2 separate regions of the Homo sapiens genome follow, and region 1 is linked to region 2. A link is a contact called in ENCODE Hi-C or POLR2A ChIA-PET data. All regions are on one chromosome and are shown on one strand. The core of a region is the stretch at or near the end of the contact, and the rest is flanking DNA. Distances in the headings are between cores, read along the strand shown. Region 1 holds the start of MAPK9 (mitogen-activated protein kinase 9). Region 2 overlaps MAML1 (mastermind like transcriptional coactivator 1).

Region 1 (7,525 bases), core at 3,621-6,120, 530 kb before region 2:
AGTACTTCCGTGTGTGTGTGTGGGGGGGTACTTCCGTGTGTGTACTTCCTTACGTGTGTGTTGTACTTCCTTGTGTGTGTGTGTGTGTGTGTGTGTGGTAAGTACTTCCGTGTGTGTGTGGGGGGGGGGGTAAGTACTTCCGTGTGTGTACTTTCTTACGTGTGTGTTGTACTTCCTTGTGTGTGTGTGTGTGTGTGTGTGTGTGTTGTAAGTACTTCCTTACCTGCACAACAATATTCTCCAGGCTCGTCTTGTCCATCCCCTGTCCCAGCCCTAGAATCAACCATTTCTCCAGGGATCCCTGGTTCCTTTTATGGCGAATGACATTAGAGAACAAGATCTGGGCTCTGGGTGTGTCAGCCACTGCTGAGATGTCATTGCTTCTAGGCCATCTCAGCTGACAGAGCAAGGCCATGTTGCATACACCTGTGCTGCATAATTTTTAAATGGCTGGTTCTTGTTTGAAGGATGCAATATTTTTTCATTCTCTCTGAAGCTAGCAGTAGTTTTATTTTTATTTTTTGAATTTTCCTTCTCCACAGAGTCTGTTTCTTTCAAGATGCAGTTTTTTGTCTTACTTTTCTTAGCCATATGACATGGAGCTGTCTGTTCAGATTCAAGGGGGGCTGACTGGAAGGTCTAAGGCATGGTAGGGCTGGTTGATGCAGGATTCACTGCTGGGAAATCTGGTGGGGGTGGGGGTGTCATAATGTTCATACCTCAGGTCTTCCCTTCAGGGCTGGTCAGACTTCTGGAGAACAGCTTGCTGGCTCCCTGCCTGAGGACAGTCCCAGCTGCTGGTGCTCTGGGGGATTCCCGGAGGAGGAGGGCTAAGGGCCACTGGGTTCAGCATTCAGTTATACAGCCCCCAAATAACCCTGTTTCCATACAGTGCCACACCCTCAGCTGCGCCCCAGCTCAGATGCCCTCATTCTAATCATCACCATGGAAGAAACTTCCAGACTTCTGCCTTTCCCAATTCTGCCCTTCCCTGCCATGTCCTCACATGAGCCTGTCTGCCCAGCATGGCTGACTAGTTCCAGAATGGAAGCCCTGTCTGGGGGACCATCAGAGTCCATTGTTGTGGGTTTTCAAACTCCATTTGGGCCTGCAGTGGCCTCCATGGCCCTAGAGTTTCCAGACCAGCTCTGCCCCTACCTCCCCTGGGTATGATGTTACAGGCACCTCCCAGTAAACGTCCCCATTGGTTTAAGTGCAGTTTAGTTTTCTACAACACACAGCTGGGACAGCCCCGACTTACACCCTCTAGCACATCTCTGGGTCCTTGTAGGGGAGAAGGGAAGATGTGGGTTAGTGCAATGGGGGGAGGGCAGGCAAAGTGTTGAGGGGACAGAGGCAGTCAGCATAAGGACCTACACCATCCCTGCTGCATGGGCCGCACCCAGCTCTTCCTGCTTCTGTCCTTCTCCATGCCACTTCCTACAGAACCAAGGCAGACAGAAGTGAATCCCTTGCCCAGAGGAGCACAGCTGACAAGAGTCGGATTGGAATCCAGGCCAGTCAAGGGTGGGGGATATCAGGATCACAGAAACCCGTTGGCACTGTGGCTGCATACACAGCTGGCCTCCGGACAGGTCCCCAATGCCCCAGGCACCCCTAGCTCCTCCACCCCGCTGTGCTCTTGTCTTAGTCTGTTTCTTATTCTGTTGCTTATAACAGAATACCTGAAACTGGGTAATTTACTTTAAAAAAGAATTTATTTGTTACAGCCCTGGGGGCTGAGAAGTCCAAGGTTGAGGGGCTGCACCTGGTGAGGGCCTTCTTGCTGCTGGGGACTCTGCAGAGTCCTGAGGGTGGCGCAGGTGTCACATGGCCAGGGGGCGGAGCATATTCACAGGCCAGCTCAGGTCTTCCTTCCTCTTCTAATGAAGTCACCAGTCCCACTCCGGTGATAACCCTTTAATCCATGAATCCATCGACAGGTTAATCCCAACCACGCTTAGAGGCCCCACCTCTCAGTACTGCCACATTGGAGATTAAGTTTGAACATGAGTTTCATTGAGGATAAACATCCAAAACAGCTCATCCCAAATCTAAATGTTTCTTAAATCAACTAATCAATTAAAAAAAGAAAACCTCTCTGGGCTGAACAAGGCGTATCAGTGAGCTAAAGCCAGCCTACATGCCTGGCAGTGCCAATCTACCTCAAGGTCCTCAGAACTCTCCAGTCCCCTCACCTTTCCCTAAGACCAGGTGACTTGTGGCTCCCTGAACACAGCAAGCAGGTCCTCACATCTGAGCATGTGGGCCTGAGCGCCCTTTCTGCCTAAGTCACAGGCCCAACACATCCTGCTCGGCAGCCTCAGCAACAACTTCCTCCTGCCCAGAAGGCCTTCCTCAATTGCTTCTCCCCACCATAGGCCGGATCAGGTGAGACGTGCTCACGTGTCACACCTGGTTCACGTATGTCGTGGCAGGATCTTTTCACTTGGAGGGTTCAACCAGGATTCTTGGTGCTGTTCCAAGGCCCCCCTCCCCACCCTGTCACCTCAGCTTTGTGTCCATAAATGTTCACTGTATTTCATAAACCAGAAAAAAAGCAGTGTCTCTGCAATAAAAAGAACTCTTACAGAAAACTTAGTGTGAGATATGTATAGCTGTGTACATATGTACACTGATTTTTGGTTACTCACTTGACATGATGTGAGTGCTATGAAGTTAGGCCTGGAGTGCTGGGAACTGGTGTCCCCTCTGTTTTTTTGTTTTTATTTTTTTGAGATGCAGTTTTTGCTCTGTTGCCCAGGCTGGAGTGCAGTGGAGCAATCTCGGCTCACTGCAACCTCTGCCTCGTGGATTCAAGTTATTCTCCTGCCTTGGTTTCCTGAATAGCTGGAATTACAAGCACCCATCACCACGCCCAGCTAATGTTTGTATTTCTAATAGAGATGACGTTTCACCATGTTGGCCAGGCTGGTCTCGAACTCCTGGCCTCAGGTGATCCACTCACCTCGGCGTCCCAAAGTACTGGGATTACAGGTGTGAGCCACCGCACCGCCTTCCTAATGAGAAGCACCCATCAGTGCTCCTTGGTGGAACCTCAGATCTGACAGCTAGGCTTTTACTCTTTTCCCATAATCCTCGATCCTGACAATTTCTGGTTTCCTGTTCTCTCTCATGCACTTGAGGCAGGTGGCAGGTGAGTCTGAGGTAGCGACAGGTGTGGGCCCTCCTCAATGCAGGCCACACTGTGACGTAGAATTTCAAGCAGCGATGAGCCATGCTCAAATTTAGAAAACTCCCTCTGGTGGCCAAGGGGGACACCATGCTGGATCCGTTCCTCTACCCCACCCCTCCTCTGAGGCTCTGGTGCCTCCAAGCGGCCTGGCCCAGACCTCAGTGCCCTTGGAACCTGGGTCACAGGCTAGCTGCCCTCCCCAAATTCTGCAACCACCCTTCACGCCACCCAGCCCCTTACCCTCCCCATCTGCAGAGTCCTGTTCCTTCTCCCCACTCTGGCCCTGGCCACTCTGTGGATCCTGGTATTGTGTTACTGCTGTTCTACACCACACTCACCATTTGTCAACCATTGTTCCCACTCTTCTAGTCCCCAAAGGCCGGCTCTCCACGGTTTTCCCCATGTGCCCAGCCTCAGTGCCTCTCTTCCTGCTTCACTTTTCAACGTAGATCTGGCAACATCCCAAGCCCCGGCCTCTCCCATCCTGTACGACCCCCAGGCCGCTGGTACCTGATCCAGCCTCAAAAGCAGCTCAGAGTCAACGGGTCCCAGTCCCTAGGGGGCTCTGAGCAAGAGACTCCTCGCCCCGCCCCCCACTCCTCTCAGAGGCTTGACTGAGCACCTCCCTTTTTTTTTTTTTTTTTTTTTTTTTTTTTTTTTTTTTTTTTGAGAGAGTCTCACTCTGTCACCCAGGCTGGAGTGCAATGGCGCAATCCCGGCTCACTGCAACCTCCGCCTCCCAGGTTTAAGTGATTCTCCTGCCTCAGCCTCCCGAGTAGCTGGGATTACAGGCGCCCGCCACCACGCCCAGCTCATTGCTTCGTATTTTTAATAGAGACGGGGTTTCACCAGGTTAGCCAGGCTGGTCTCGAACTCCTCACCTCAGGTAGTCCACCCGCCACGACCTCCCAAAGTTCTAGGATTACAGGCGTGAGCCACCGCGCCCTGCCGCACCTCCTAATTTTTAGATGTTGTCAACTAAGTGATCCCGCCACCAAGCGCAGTCTCCTCCTGCGTCACCGACCCACCGGGTCACCTGTCTACACACCGCCATCTCTTCGCACCCCCTCCCCCTCTTCGACCCGGCTTCTGGCCTCACCCACACCCCCATAGACCCGTTCCTCCGGCGCCGCAGCGAGCAACCGAGTGCGAGGCCCGCCCCGCCTACCGGGCCCTAGCACGCCGGGCTCCCGGACGCCAGGCCGGCCTCCCCCCGCGATCGCCCCGGGCTCTCCCCGAAACGGGCGGGCTCCCGTGCCGCTCCAGTCGCCTCACCGCCACAAGCCTGCACCTGCAGCCCGAGGCCCGGCTCCCCGCGGACCCCGCGGTGTGAGCCCCGCGCGCCTCCAGCCCGGTTCCCGGTCCTCCGGGCCACCCTCTCCACCGAGCTGCGCCCCCCTCGCAGGGAGAGCGGGCTCAGCCGGTGGGCCGCGCAATGCCTGCGTCTCCAGCTCACCGCGTGCACTGCGCGCACCCGAGCGCCATGGCCACTCGGCCCGCGCCACTGAAAGGCCCGGGGGCGAAGAACCCGCGGAACCCCGGCCCAGGACCTCGGGCGCCCGACCCGGCCCCCGACCCCGCCCGCGCCACCCTCCATCGGCCCGCCCCCCAGGCGCCATTGGCCGCGCCTGCTCCGCTCTCCGCGCGCTGATTGGTCGGCGCGAGGGTCTGTCAGACCGGGCGCCGCGGCGGCGGCAGCGGCGGAGAAGGGAGCGGGACCGGAAGGGTCGCAGCGCCCCGGCGCCCCTCACACCCACTGCGGCGGCGGCGGCGGCGGCGGCGGCGGGGCGGAGCGGAGCGGGGCGGGCCGGCGGCGGAGCCGGGGCCGCGGAGCCAGGAGTGACTAGCACGCAGCGCCGCCAGTCCGCCCGCCCGCCCTCTCCCCGTGGCGCGGCGGCGGGGAGGCGAGGTGAGCCCGGCGGGCGGGCTAGGCCTGGCGGCGGCTGCTCGGGCCGGGCCCGCGGGGAGGGGCGGTGAGGGAACCGCGCGGCCGGGGGCTTCGGGGCGGGCCGGGGGCTGCGGGGCCCTGGCAGCCGCAGCCGTCGCCCCTGTGCTGGGGGATGCCGCAGGCGCCCCCTTCCGCCCGGCTGTCAGCAGCCCCGGGCTGCGGGCCTGCTCACCGGCCTGGCCCGGCCGACCTGCCCGTGGGGTCTGCGGGCGCCATCCCTCCCGGAGGTGGGGCAGACAGCTGCACTCCTGCGCCGGGTGCCCAGGGGCCCGGGGTCGCGTCCCCGCGACCTTGGCCAAGGCACTGACCCTCGCTCTGCCGCGGTTTTGCCTTCGGGAAGGTGGGGAAATGTCTCTTCTGGACAGGGTTGTTGTCAGGCTGTGTGAATGTATGCAGACGCCTGGGCAGGACCCCGGTGTGCATCTGTGGAAGACTGGGCAGGGTGCTGGCCCGTGCTGGTGTGAGTGGTGTAGGAACCCCCTCCCCACCCGCCCAGCCTCCCGCCTCCCCGCGCACTCCTCTCTTGCCTTGTCATTGCACACTCGGTGTCCAGCAGTGCCAGAGGGGACCCAGCCCGAATCCCTTACCACCGCGCCCCTCCCCCAGAAGACTGCTGCCCCGTCCCACTCATCTCGCCCGCCTTGAACATGCCAGCCCGCATTTGCCCCAGGACCTTTGCATTTGCTGTTTCCCCGTCTTTGGAGTTGTCTCCGTGATCTTGGCACAAGTAGCTCTTTCTGCTCCTTCCTCTGGTCAGATGTCTCGTTTTGGGTGAGGCCCTCCTCGACCACCCTCTTTCTTCCCTTAGTCATGCTATTTCATTATTTAAAAAATTTCCTTCCTAGCTCTCATCTGGTTTGAAACTATTCTATTTATTTGCCTGCTTATTTTCTGTCTCCCCGACTAGGATGTAACTTTGTGAAAACAGGTAGCTGTCTGATTTGTCCACTGCTTTATCCCCAGTGCTTAGAAAGCACACAGGAAGTATTCAGTAGTATCAGCTCAATGAATGAATGAATGATCAAAGAAATGGCCCAGCCTGCCTGTTGTCTCTGCTTTATCTGTTCATTTAGTGACTTCTGATTAGCGTGTGAAACTTGTAAGCAGATGGAAGCTTGTTCTATTTTGTGAAACATTTTGGTGTCCTTGACCCCTTTAATTGCTAACTGTTGGAACAAGCTGTGATATAAAATCTCACATTTTTATAATAGTTTAGCTGTAGCTTTCTTCCACACATACAAGAGACATTTACTGAATTCTGCATTATCTAGGTCATGCTTTCTGCTAGACCCTACGGACACAAGGCAGATAGCAACGGGGTCCCTTTCCCGAGAGAGCCCAGGAGCCCAGTAGAGAAGGCAGGCATGCAGACACTTAGTTCCAGGACTGTACAACCCTTGCTATAGGGGAGGGGCTATGCCATGGAAATGTGGAGGAGGTGACAGGTGGTGCTGGGGGGCCTTGAGGGTGATAAGAAATTTGCTAGGCAGGGAGAGGCACAGAGGTGTGAAGGAGCAGGGCCAAGGAAGGACCGTAGGCCACTGTGGAGTTGAGAATCAGTCTGGAGGGCCAGGTGTAAGGACACAGAGTCGTGGGGACCCTAAAGAACAGGAACCTTACCCAGCAGTTTTCTAGAAGAAGGTGGAATTTGGCTGGGTGCCATGGCTCACGCCAGTAATTTCAAGACACTTTGGGAGGCTGATGTGGGAGGATCACTTCAGGCCAGGAGTTCAAGACCAGCCTGGGCAACGTAGCGAGATCTGTCTCTACAAAAAATTTTAAGAAATTAGCTAGGTGTGGTGGCATCCACCTGTAGTCCTAGCTGCTTGGGAGGCTGAGGTGGAAGGATCCCATGAGCCCAGGATTTGGAGCCTGCAGTGAGCTATGATCACACCACTGTGCTCCAGCCTGGGTGACAGAGCAAGACCCTGTCTCTAAAAAGGAAGGCAGCACTCCACATTTGTTCTGATTTTTAAATGTTGGCAATAGCTAATTAAATTTTTTTTTAATGCTGTGAGCCAAGCCAAATACAGATTCATTCAGCTTGGTTGCAGGATCGTCATCCTCCAGGACTGGCTGTGTGGGAGGGAGGAGCTGTGAGGAGAGCAGGAAAGGTAGCCTAAGGCCAGGGGAGCCAGGCCCTGTTTGCCCAGGTGCCAGCCCAGATACTCATTTGATTGTAACTGGAGCCCTGTGGAAACGGAAGCTCAGGAGTCTAAGTAGTCTGTTTCTTAGCAAGCAGCTGGTGAGTGGAGTTCGAACCCAGATCACTTCCCAGATAAGGATTCTTTCCTGGGTCCCTCAGCTCTGAGTATTCTCTTTTGGCTTTTAACTTGTTCTGGAAGAATGACCACCAATCTATTTAATGTTTTCCTCCATTT
Region 2 (7,602 bases), core at 3,403-5,902:
AAAGTAGTGAGTAACCTCACTGAAGTGTCTGCAGCAGAGGAACAGAAAGCAAAGGCTCATACTTACCTGGCCAGGTGGAACCAGTGATCGGAAAGGCATATTTCCTGGCTTTGGCTTCATCAGAAACAGGGAGTTCTGCTCGTGACTTATATGGGACAGCTGCTGGGGAAGATAAGCCATCAGGGCTGGCTTGCTCTGGCCAGACCCCGGGCTGCCTTGCCCACAGTCCGCTTTGTAATGAGAAAGGGGTTTTGTATTGCCGTAGTCCAGCACAGACCCCTGGTTATTCGCGGAGTTCTGATTCAAGTTACTCGGTGGCTGGTGACTCAGCAGGTTCACATGGCTGGGCTGGAGGTAGGGGCCTCCGGGCCGAGGGGAACTCTTATTCACACTAGGCATCATGAGCAGTTTGGAGTTAGTGAAGTCTTGCTTGTAGCTGGAAGGGCTGGCAGGCTTCTCCATGGGGTAAGGGACATCTAAGGAACTGTGGGAGGGCCCCGTCTGCTGCCATGTGGACATCTGGCCCGGGGCTGGTGCCGGGGTGGCCTGCTGTGGGTTCTGGAGCATCTGCTCGCGCTTCTGCTTGGCAGCGATCTGCTGGAGCTGGTGGGCAGAGGACAGCTCTGAGGCCCCTCCTGGGCCCTGACTGGGCAATACCACACCTGCAAGGGCTCTTTGTGCGTTCTGGGCCTGGGCTGATGCCGGCATCAGGTTTGGACTGGGATTGTCCGCCCGGGGCTGACCAGAGGTGTGGAATAAGGTTTGGGAGCCCCCTAGGCTGGGGGAATCTGTACTCACAGGGGCAGAGGAAGGCCCCAGAAAGGTCTGCCCTGCAGACCCGGCCCTCACTTGTGGAGAGCCTAACTGTTCTTGCTCAAAGGCTGCTGGAGAGAATTCCGTCTTAATATTAATGTCCTGTGCCAAGGGGGTTTGTGTGGCAGAGCCAGAAGACTCTGGGTCCTTCTTCTCCTCGAAGTCCTCATTAAACAGGTCCTTCATGTCTTCATCGGGCACCGACCTGTTCAGCTCCTCGATGAGCTCCTTCCACTCCTGCTCGTTAAGGTTGAGGTCTGGCATGAGGTTGCTTTGCGATATGGAGCCGACAGTCCCAGTGATCATGCAAGGCAGGTCTTCGACAGGCTCCTGCTTCAGTTCTTTATTCAGGCTCAGAGGAAATGACTCACTGGGGTTACTGCCTCCATTCAAGTGAAGGCTGGAGTCAGCCAGACGCTTTTTGTTGAGAGAGTCTAGCCCCAGAGAGTGCTTCCCACTGGACTGCAGGGCGTCGGCTCCAGAAGGCTTGTCAGACTGACCGAGGGGGGAGGCTGGAGGCAGTCCATTGGAAGAGATGGCAACTCCCAGAGGGGCCTCCCGGCGAGTCTTCTTATGCCCAGGAAAGAGGTCCCCGTAGCCATTCTGTTGATCGCCATTCTGAGGGGAAGTGGCGCTGTCAAGATTCCTCTTAACTGTATCATGAAGATGCTGAAAAACATTGAAAAGAATGACTTAAGATACATATGAATTTGCTCTGCTATGACAGTAACAAGCCAAGGGCTGATGTCCCTGCAATGCTCGCCAGTGGGTTCTGCTTGCATAGTGTACACTCCCATTTCTGGGGACACACCTCCATTTTCCCTGACGGTCCTATACCTGGCCAGTCAGAACTGATGTCTAGCTAAAGTGCTTCTGCAGTCCTCTTTCTGCAGGAGACAGGCATGAGGCTGCCCACAGCCATCTCGTCTGGCGGTATGCCCAAGAATGGAGCCAACAAAAAAATGCCAGAGAGTACACACACACACACACACACACACATATATATATTATATATATATATATGTTTTGAGATGGAGCCTTGCTCTGCCGCCAGGCTGGGTGGAGTGCGGTGGCACAATCTCAGCTAACTGCAACCTCCGTCTCCTGAGTTCAATCAATTCTCATGCCTCAACCTCCCAAGTAGCTGGGATTACAGATGTGCACCACTGTGCCTGGCTAACTTCCGGTATTTTTTGGTAGGGACGGGGTTTCACCATGTTGGCCAGGCTGGTCACAAACTCCTGGCCTCAAGTGATTCACCCGTCTCAGCCTCCCAAAGTGCTGGGATTACAGGCATGAGCCACTGTGCCCAGCCCCTCACTTTTTTTTTTTTTGAGACAGAGTTTCGCTCTTGTTGCCCAGGCTGGAGTGCAATGGCGTGATCTTGGCTCACAGCAACCTCCGCCTCCAGGGTTCAAGCCATTCTCCTGCCTCAGCCTCCAGAGTAGCTGGGATTACAGGCATGTGCCACCATGCCCAGCTAATTTTGTATTTTTAGTAGAGACGGGGTTTCTCCATGTTGGTCAGACTGGTCTTGAACTCCAGACCTCAGGTGATTTGCCCACCTCAGTCTCCCAAAGGGCTGGGATTACAGGTGTGAGCCACTGCGCCCGGCCGGCCCCTCACTACTTCTTATTGGGACTATTTGCTTGAACATAATCTGTCTGGTGTGACACTGTGACTCTGCTTCCCATCTGCTCCTCGATGGATTCATGCCACTGAAGTTATTAAGATTCTGCCTTGTGCCAGAGACAAGTGCTGTGGGGAACATAAAGACAAAGAAGACAGCTCCTCCTCGGGTGGGCTTTCAGGACATGGGACATACACAGACAGGGCTACAGAGTGAGAGCAGCACACAGTAAGTACCCTGGGAGTTCAGGGGCGGCGATTTCAAGATAAGAACATGTCAGAAGGGATGGGAAGGGGACAGAAGACGGACTCCTTCTACTGCTTCCTCACCTGCATGTGCTGCAGTCAGGACTCAACTCCACTGCTCAGAGGGAGTGCCTATGCTCAGCTTCCAAACACATGCTGCTCCTTTCCTGTGTTTACTTTATTACGTTTTTGTCCTTTATCCCCCACCCCCAGTACCATCCCCCCTTCCCATAAACCCTAAGCATCTATAGCATGTTATTAGAAAATGTTCCAAGTAACAGCCCTCATTATTATCTTTAGACAGGATTCAGAGGAGACGGGGAGCCCCCTGTGCTAGCTTCTCCGGCTGCAGAGAAAGGCCACCTGACTCTCCACACCAACCCCAGGGGCCCAGGTGAAGTGCCCTGGCCTGGGCGTCCTGCCTGGGGCAACTCCACGGGCATCAGTTCTCAACAGCAGATTACCCACTGGACACCAGGGAGGACCATTTTCTCAACCTCTAATCCCCAATTCTAATGTTCCTGTTCTTCTTTTCCCCACATCAAGATTTGCTTATTTCTTAACTGTTAAAGCTGACTACACAGTGCTCTATAAATCCTAGCCAAGTCAGTATTTTTAAAAATCCATATATGGGTAACTAAGTCGGTCTGAAAAAAAAAAAAAATCGCAGGAATGCCTGACAAATGGAACTGCAGGGCAGAGGTAAGCAACAATCCTAGGATTCAGAACACCGCCCCACAGCTGCAGGACGTTTGCTTTACTTTCATGCAGGTTCTTCTGCTTTCTCCTGCCACCTAGGGGTGGAAGGGAACCACGCACATAAAATAGACCCTTTATAAAAAGCCATTATTTGAAAAGTTTTCCTTGTGGAAGGTAAATTCATACCCATTTAAATGGTCAGAGGAAATAAAAATTAGTTGCTAACATTTCCTTGATTTTCATCTTTTCTACCATTTTCTTTTGTTCCACAGTGCCAGGTCTGGGCTATCTGTAAACCTGGGAGCTCAGTTTTCCATCTTCCTAGGGGAAAAAGAAAGATGGAAATCTAAAGGGTCAAGGCACTTGATGAGTCAGCTGGTTGTCTCAGATTAGAAACAGAATCTTTCTTTGCCCTAACAATTACAAAAGCTACCACTCCCTCATTCAATATTCACATGCAAACAGCTGCAGACAAGTTCCAATGTAACAACTGAATTTTGTAATACCTATTGCTTTTAACCAAAGGAAACAGTAGGGCATTTTGTCAACTACTCACAAAATTTAACTGGAATAACGTAGACGGGGATAGGAGTGTGTAATGTGGTGGCCCCGGCAGATTTTTAAGCCCTGAGCATTTGCAGGAGTGTCTGATATGCAGGGCAAGGATGAGTGAGCCTTGGAGCCTGAACTCAAAGAATCACAATAGAGATGGGCAAACAGCCTGAACAGATTAAAAGTTATGTAAGAACAGACACAGAAGGTGCTATAAAGCAATACTAGACTGGCTGCCACGTATAAATACAGGAGCCTGCTCCAGCACATCTGGTACTTCTGGGTGCTCAGCTCAAAGGTTCCTGTTGTAACTACTGAAGAGTTTCTGCAGTGTACAGGGTTCCAGGAGGACCCAGTCCTGGGAGATAATATGATCAGATGCTCGTGGTCGGCTGGAGAACCACGTGTGCTCAGCCTTCCACCAAGACACCCCGCTGACCTAAGTCCCATCCTAGCCTGTGCCAGCTCCCTCGCTGGGAGGCCACACTCTCCAGGCGCCACCTGCCATCCTCTGCTCTGGGAGAGGAGCTCCAGGATACCACCACTGCTCTGAATCAAGCTGGAGCTGGCCACACCTTTTGGACTCCTAAGCAGCATCCTGTCAGTCTCTCACCCACCATGCACTAGCCTTATAGGAAGGATAATCCTTTGCCTATCTCCACTTCCTCCTTCTTCAACCACCCACCGCTGCACTCCCAGAATGCTTTGTGGCCAAACTCACCAAAAAATGACAATACCTACATGCTTCCACTCTGAGCTGACAGACACAGCTGCTGAAGACACGCGTGGTTCTTTCATGAGTGCTCCTTACACACTGGCAGCCAATGCCCCTTTCTAGCCCTACTCATCAGGAAATTTGCTTTTCCTCCTGCCTCCTCTTTTTTACCTCTTCTATCATCTTCCTGTCAGCCAAACTCCACCAGTTCCCACCCCTTAGAGCCAGCACCTTGATCTATGGCAATATGGATTACATTCCTGGCCAATCTGGAAATCAATGGGATGTGGGGAAAAGGAAGGGAGGAGTTGAGAACTGCTTTCTCCAAGGCCAGCAATGATCTTCCTACTGTTACACATAGGCCATATTTTCAGTCCTTCCTTTCCCTCTCTCCCTGCACTCCCTTCCTCTCCCTCTTATCATCTGCCACTTAATAATTCATCTTTATTATTATTATTGAGACGGAGTTTCACTCTTGTTGCCCAGGCTGGAGTGCAATGGTGCAATCTCGGCTCACTGCAACCTCTGCCTCCCAGGTTCAAGTGACTCTCCTGCCTCAGTCTCTCGAGCAGCGGGGATTACAGGCGTGCACCACCATGTCCAGCTAATTTTGTATTTTTAGTAGAGATGGGGTTTCGCCATGTTGGCCAGCTGGTCTCAAACTCCTGACCTCAGGTGATCCGCTCACCTCGGCCTCCCAAAGTGCTGGGATTACAGGTGTGAGGCACCTCACCCAGCCCTTTATTAATTTTTTTTAAGAGACAGGGTCTCACTCTGTCACCCATGCTGGAGTACAATGGGTGATGATCAAGGCTCATGGCAGCCTCAAACTCCTGGGCTCAAGTGATCCTCCCGCCTCAGCCTCCTGAGTAGCTGGGACCACAGGCATGAACCACCATAACTGGCTAATTTTTTTGCTTTTGTGGAGACAGGAGTCTCACTATGTTGTCCAGGCTAGTCTCAAACTCCTGGGCCGAAGCGACCCTCCTGCCTCAGCCTCCTAAAGTGCTGGGATTACAGGTGTGAGCCATTGCACCTGGCCTCCTTCCATCTTTTTTTTGAGACGGAGACTCGCTCTGTCACCCAGGCTGGAGTGCAGTGGCGCGATCTCGGCTCACTGCAAGCTCCACCTCCCGGGTTCATGCCATTCTCCTGCCTCAGCCTCCCAAGTAGCTGGACTACAGGCGCCTGCCACCACGCCCGGCTAACTTTGTTTTTGTATTTTTAGTAGAGACGGGGTTTCACTGTGTTAGCCAGGATGGTCTCGATCTCCTGACCTTGTGATCTGCCCACCTCGGCCTCCCAAAGTGCTGGGATTACAGGCATGAGCCACTGCGCCCGGCCTGCTTCCATCTTTAAAGTTCCCTTTTTCTTTACCACTTTTCTTGTATCCTCTTCTGCTTTTATGGTTGGTTGTTTCTAGTATCCTTTGAGAAGTCTCCCCTTCTCCTGCCCTTCTATCAAATAGTACAGTCCTCTCCCCCTTTTACTCTACATAGTCTACCTGAGAGATTTCACACATTCCCATGCCTTCAAATTCCCATGACTGAACATCACACTCAAATAAACCCAACTGTCTGGGAACCAAACGCTGATCCACTCAGCCCTTGTCCCTTCCAACTTCCCTCATAGCCCTCCCTGCTGTGCAGCATGCTGGGGTCATGCGGCTGGCTTACAGCTTATAGCTTCTCAAATGTGCCTGCTCAGTGCTGCCTGGGGCCTCTGCACCTGCTCTTCTCTTTGCCCAGAGCACCTCTTCCCTCTAACTTTTCTGGGGATGACTCAGCTTCTAATTCAGGTGGCTTATCTCCTCCATCATCCACATCACCTACCACCCACACCATAGTACTTTCTTGCTGATCCCCTCACCAGAGGCACTCATCTAGTGTCAGGGCCTAACCCGACACTAGAATGCCAAGCAGAGACCCCAGTGCCTTCGACAGTGCCCAGCACTTGATAAGTGTCTGTGAATAAATGTGCCATCTGATGCCCCACCTCTGCAGAGCTCTTACTTCTGTCTATCCGAAGACCTACTGAGCCCCTGTCCACTTGAGTGATGACTCAGATGACATCTGTCCAAAGCTGAGGCCAGCCTCTCCCCAGTCCTGTTTCCTTTCCTCTGTTCCCACATAAGACTGTCACTACCAGCCGCCCTGTCACATAAACCAGAAACCAGCCTCCCTCCCGCTCCTCCTTAGTCCCTACATACAACTGGTACCCAAGTCCTGTAGAGTCTACCTCCTTAATATTTCTTGAACCCACCCACTTCTCTCCATTCATTAACACACATATCTCTCACTTGAATTATTTTAACCATGTGTTGAGATCCTGCCCTCCCAACCTGTGTTCCTCATCAGAGTCAGAGGGACTCCACCAGCGTGGCTCACTGGGACTCCACGTGAGGGTAGGACTTACAACATCAGAAGTTTTTAAGGCAATAATTGTTAACTATTGGCAATTCCAACCCAATCCCATGGTCAACATTTCTCTCCCAGTCCCTGTATGTCCACAGGACACTCGGGAGCCCTGACCCTCTCTTCAGGTAAAGTAGGTCCATTTCATGAAACACTCAAGTTTTCAGTGACTTGAGGAAGGGAAATCCATGTCAAGTAGCAACTTGTTAATTTGATAAAGCACAAATCTGAACCAAGTGCTGTAGGAAGAAGTCCTGACTTAAGTCATGTGCTTGCTGACCCCTCATTTCCAGTTACTTATGATGTATTCCCAGTTAATCATTCTTAACCTATTATTCCCAGTGAATTCAGGATCTCACTCAACCTTCAAAACAACCCTAGAGGATGAGCATCATTGTTCCTGTTTTATTGCCACTGAAACTGAGAAAATTACACAAGGTTTCCTGAGGTTTGATGTCTCAAGAAGGATCCCTTCTGAATGCTGGGGTCTGCTGCCGACAGACTCCCTTTGTCAGAACAGACTTGGTGAATTGA

The links. A loop is a pair of places that touch in the nucleus more often than their neighbours do. ChIA-PET counts read pairs that join two places held with the same protein, here RNA polymerase II (POLR2A). Pooled maps may share reads with other maps.
Region 1: a loop to region 2 is called in a pooled map, with 5 times the contacts of the local background. The contact joins the promoter of MAPK9 here to the enhancer-like site in region 2. A Hi-C loop is called at or near these places in 1 of 37 single-sample maps with no recorded cell type and 5 of 50 pooled maps. POLR2A ChIA-PET finds 5 or more read pairs at or near these places in 1 of 52 experiments (activated CD4-positive, alpha-beta T cell).

Annotation. Positions count from the first base shown.
Region 1 is chr5:180,289,428-180,296,952 of GRCh38, reverse strand. MAPK9 (mitogen-activated protein kinase 9) reads left to right here and starts at 4,870. Exons shown (of 12, transcript NM_002752.5): 1 at 4,870-5,105. LOC124901151 (a long non-coding RNA gene) reads right to left here and starts at 4,721. Exons shown (of 2, transcript XR_007059085.1): 1 at 4,653-4,721; 2 at 1,700-1,982. RefSeq lists an enhancer at 3,750-4,392 and silencers at 4,315-4,654, 4,665-5,034, 5,165-5,354.
Region 2 is chr5:179,759,206-179,766,807 of GRCh38, reverse strand. It overlaps MAML1 (mastermind like transcriptional coactivator 1), which reads right to left. Exons shown (of 5, transcript NM_014757.5): 2 at 67-1,482. Among named protein-coding and RNA genes, the nearest start is that of MAML1, 30 kb to the right of the region's middle. RefSeq lists an enhancer at 6,481-6,560. Within about 2 kb of position 4,652, at least 11 of the 41 ENCODE cell types and tissues checked have a DNase peak (open chromatin) inside an H3K27ac peak, as active enhancers do.